Linked DNA regions of Mus musculus: region 1 is linked to region 2. Evidence: chromatin loops called from intact Hi-C (ENCODE). Cell type or tissue: left cerebral cortex. All regions are shown on one strand.

The links. A loop is a pair of places that touch in the nucleus more often than their neighbours do. Peaks named below come from ENCODE experiments on the same cell type or tissue, not always from the same donor. Only the 100,000 strongest peaks of a DNase experiment are listed, where the experiment ranks them.
Region 1: it touches region 2 in a loop (2.7-fold over the local background); 4 of 42 quality-filtered maps call a loop at or near these places.

The regions. Positions count from the first base shown.
Region 1 is chr3:29,811,612-29,814,111 of GRCm38, reverse strand. All of the region lies in intron 3 of Gm33206 (a long non-coding RNA gene), which reads left to right. Among named protein-coding and RNA genes, the nearest start is that of Mannr, 78 kb to the left of the region's middle. In left cerebral cortex, a CTCF peak has its summit at 1,006 (motif pointing left); DNase peaks (open chromatin) are centred at 555 and 1,055.
Region 2 is chr3:29,992,436-29,994,935 of GRCm38, reverse strand. Mecom (MDS1 and EVI1 complex locus) reads left to right here. Exons shown (of 16, transcript NM_001370769.2): 5 at 1,234-1,450. Among named protein-coding and RNA genes, the nearest start is that of Gm52621, 2.6 kb to the left of the region's middle. In left cerebral cortex, no CTCF peak of the experiment used is centred here; a DNase peak (open chromatin) is centred at 1,381.

The DNA.
Region 1 (2,500 bases), 180 kb after region 2:
GATCTGGACCCTGCATTTAAAAAAAATGTTGAAATTAGCCCGACAGACCTGAATAGCAGGTCAGTGTGATGATTCAGGGGACTAGTCTTGTAGACAGCTGAAAGAGAGCCCCCTTTCCTCCAATTGTCTTTTTACCACATCTGTTGTTAAGTCAATGCTGCATATAGAGTTTAGATTGCACATAGAAGAGGATGAGAGAAGGAAACAAACTTATTCAAAGTTATTCCTTGCTCCTCTCTGCCCCTGTCCCACCCTGCTCAGCTCCTACTGTTAGAATCCTAGCCAGAGTTCATTGTGAACCACTGGAGGCATGTTTCCATTGGCATTCGCCTCCCTTCCCATCACAGCCTACCAACTAGGCAAGAAAGAGGACTGACGAGAAACAAAGGTAAGATTTGTTCTAGAAGATGATTTATTCTGCTGTAATTTCTTCCAAGAGCTCTTTCCCCCAACACACACTCCCCCTCTTTCCCACTTAAATAAATAATGAGCTTGGGAAGTCCTTTAGCCCGTTTTGCTTATAGACATATTTCTAAAAGAAAATAGAGACAGTGTATTCTGGAAGTTTATGTAAGGTCCAAGAACAGAGTCACTCTGGTGCAGCTCCCATCCCGGCTACAGCAGGTTTCTTTATGGTGAGTATGACAAAGGGCAGGCTGTGCTGCAGGAATGCCAGTCGCCGCCGCTGTTCCAGAACCTTCTATCACTCTTCCTGATTTGACATGAAATATTAAACACCGGTTACCAACAAAACGTTATTGAACACAGATGTCCACTATCATTTTCAAATTGCTAAAGTCAATTTAGGAATATATATATATATATATATATATATGCATTTCCCTAAAACACAAATGTCATGTGACAGTAATGATTTCACAATATACCATTTCAATTAAAAGAGGACATTGTATATGTGTTTTCATTTTAAAAATCCCTTCTCTTTCATTAAAAAGGTCTGGGTCTTTCAGTACAAACTGGACCGAAGATTGAAAAATAAATTAAAAGAAAGAGCGCCACCTACTGATGCATTTAAAAACTCTCCCATCGGCTCTATTTCTGAATGGAAAAGGCACAACAGGGACCTTGTGAACAGTAACTCAGACTGCTTGGCTCAAAGAGAAGAAAGAAAGGAGCAGGAGTTGCCCCCGTGGAAAGCAACTGGCTAGAATGGAGCTGTCTCCATAATGGAGAAAGCCTCCCCTTTTCTGTGCCCCTCAGAAGCTCTAATTAATAAGTCTGCTCCAGGTTTAGTGCTCCCCCAAGACACGGGTTAACTGTGCCGTTCCCTTTTGCTGGGTTTACCGAATCCGGTCGGGTCACACATTTTGCTCCATTACAATAATCGTATTCATGTCACCGGCTGCCCCTTCCGACTCTCAGACATGGTGGGCGCCCTTTGAAAGGATTTACGGGACCATTTCTCCCACCAGTGAGGTTGGGCTTGTTCAGAGCCTACCATACTCCTCCCCTGCCCCCACCCAGCCTAGATTCATGTGATTTCACAGGGGAGGGAAGAAAAACATCCACTGGGAACTTAAAGCCTACCTCAGGAGGCAAAGAGTAGTTAGTTGAGGAGAAAGCAACTGAACCAGACCAGGAGGGAGATGGCTCAGAGAGGCTGATCAATGGCCCCTGCAGTTTTTGCTGTCCCATGCCCCGCCACCTATCTATACGGTCTTCCAGGACCAACTTAGATTCCTGCTTTGACACATCTTTTAAGAAAGGCACACTCTCTGAGTCTCTCTTTGTGTGCCTTACGTTACAGACAGATGTAACTTATTGTGAGCGCATCCTGGCCTCTCAAAGGGTCTTGGGGTCCTGGTTTTCTAGCATGGACTTAGGTTTATAACACCACTGGCTTTCTTTTAAGATGAGTAAAGTCTAAATTATGTTTGTTTCCTACTTTTAAGCAGTGGCTATAAGAAATATTATCAATATGCAACAGGACAGCATCTAGAAACACACAATGGAGTAATTTAGAGTAAAGTCCCTTTGAAGATGTCTGTTCAGCCATGCAGAGACTTGATTAGCTAACCGTAGGCCCAGGTATTCAAAGTCTGAATAGAAAATGTTTATCTTCCCCCAAATGAATCACACATCACCTATCACTATAGAGTTGCCAAACTGTATGGTTTCCTTGTCACACATAAATTCAATAGCCGGCCACATCCAGGGACAGAAATTCCTTATAAATCAAACACCTACATACATTACAAAGAAAGGGAGTGGGACATACTGCCGAGTTTCAGTCAATCAAAACATGTGTGACGAGGGTCTTGTGTATCCAAGGCACAGTGCTAGGTTTCATGGGGACATTTAATGAAATATGACCTGGCCCAACCTCCAAGCAGGGGAACACCTGCCTTCCACTGCTGCTCTGGAGATTATGTGCAATGGCTGAGCAGTGCAGGGTGACAGGTAAATGACTACTATTATCATGACTACAAGGTCATTTTGAAACAATATTTAAAGCAGAGGTGGGAGAGATGGCCAAAAT
Region 2 (2,500 bases):
ATGGTGTTACTATGGGTGTTTTTAGGCATCACGAGGTATACACAATACCTCTTGGGTCATACCTGTGGACTTTTGTGTGGGTTCTCAGCCATTGAGTAGAAAGAGTAGGAACAGTGCTCTTTCTAACCAACTTCATTAAGCTCATTGTATTTTCAACTATTACCGTCTATGTACTCTACTGATTTAAAGTATAAATTCATGTTTGCTATCTAACAAAGCTATGCCAATTATCGCTGGCTCCTGAGAAATATAAATTAGCCTCAAAGAGTTCTGGAAACACCTTGTGCTGCACTCCAGGTAATTGATGGTTTACTAACAATGATGGGCATAATTGCACCTCAGACAGGGCCTCTGTGTACATGCCTTTGGCTTAGGGAAAAGAAGTGAGTTTGGGTTCGGACCCAGCCACTTCTCTTTTGGGTCCATAACTGATTACTTAGTCGCTCTAAGCCTTAGTACTGTCATCTGAAAAATTGGGTGAAAATCAGACCTATATATTCTTATACTTAGCTGTTAAGGAATATGAGTAACTCCTGGATTGGCTTGAAACTTGAGATTATGATCAGTAAAAGGCAATTACCACTTCCATTATCCCGAGAACCTACAAAGATTCAGGTGCTAAGTTTTACTTGAAGGGGAGATTACCTGGTAGCCTCTGTAGGTGCATTATTCTCCCAGACATCTTATGGGGTCCTTCGCATTTCTTATTTTTACTTTCCTTGTTAACTTGACTTGGAGAAATGCTGGTCAAAGCTTTCAGGGTTGGGAGTGGCAAAGTGGGTAAATAAAGTGTTTGCTGTCCAAGCCTGAGGACATGAGTCTGAATCCTCAGCATCCATGTAAAAGCAAGCATGGCTGCGCACATCAGTAACCCCATTGAAGGGAGGGACAGAGGCAGGGGCATCCCCAGGGTATCGAAATGGTGAGTCTAGGTTCAGCGAGAGGCCCTGTTTTAGAAAAAATACAGTGAGGAGTAGAGTAAGACACACAATAGCAACCTCTATGTGTGTACACATGTATGGGTGGGTCCACTGTCATACAGTCTCTCTCTCCCTCTCCCCCTCCCCCTTCCCCTCCCCTTCCCCTCCCCCTCCCCTTCCCCCTCCCCCCCCTCTCTCTTTCTAAGCAAACTATGGGCTGTGTTTTGTGTAACTCCATAAGACGGCTGGTTATGGTGATGAGGACTTTTGGATCCCACCTTGCTAGCTAAAGATCCTTGCACTGTTTCTACAGAAGAACGGCAGCACCGCTGTGAGGACTGTGACCAGCTCTTTGAATCCAAGGCAGAGCTAGCCGATCACCAGAAGTTCCCATGCAGCACACCTCACTCGGCCTTCTCCATGGTGGAGGAGGACTTGCAACAAAACCTGGAGAGTGAGAGCGATCTCCGAGAGATCCATGGCAACCAGGACTGTAAGGAATGTGACCGAGTTTTCCCCGATCTGCAAAGGTTAGAGAAGACATGGTGAACGTGGGTGTGTGCTCTGCAGCAAAGTGTTATGCTGGAGTTTGACAAGTTTGCTCGGGGGAAGACTAGAGCTTCAAAACAACTGGCCAGATGTGCTGGTGGCATGCTTGGGAATCATTGCTTCCTTAAAAAGCCTTGTCCTTAAGATACTTACAGTGGACCTGGATCATTTTTGTCAATCAGAAAATATTCCATCCCTTCCCTTCCCTTCCCTTCCCTCCCCATCCCTTCTCTTTCCTCATCTTTCTTTTCCTCCCCTCCCCTTCTCTCCCTACTCTTCCTTCCCCTTCCCCTTCTCATTTTCCTCCTAAACCTAGGGATTATACCAGAGCCTTGACTGTATAAGACATCAATATGTCATTGAGCTATATTGCTAGTCTATAGATACTATGATTTAAGCAGGGTTATAGTGAACTCAAGTCTTAACTTTACAGGGAATTATGACTTTGAGGAAAAAAATACAGAGTCAGAAGAAAAAAATAACTAGTGATATGTCAAGAATAGTAAGGCTACTTCTAGTAAGGTGACCTCTACCTCATTTAAATAGCAAGGCTACCTCGATGTCATTTAAATAGTAAAGCTACTTCTATCTCATTTAAAGGGCTAAAATTCTAGATCTCAGGCTCACTTTCAGAGATAAATTTTGACAGATCCATATAGGTCACAGATTTAACTCAAATCATCCATCAAATTGCATATCCACAAAAGAACCAGACTATGTTCAGGTTCCCAGTGTAGCATTTTCTAAAGGGAAGAACAGCACTGTAGGGATCTAAATGAAGCAATGCTTTAATATTTAAGAAGATGAAAATCAGATCTCAGCAGTGTATTTGCTTTGCATAGCCTTTTGAATTTAGTTCCTGAATGTTCTTTATTTGACTGAAGGAAACACCAGCACTGGAACCCCCGCCCCCCCTTTGAAAACTATGTTGATAATTATACTACAAAATGCAACTTTATGTTCAGAGATGTCAATAGGTTTTCTTTTTGTTTATTTCTACCTAATGCCTTTCATTTTTGCTTTGCAAAAGG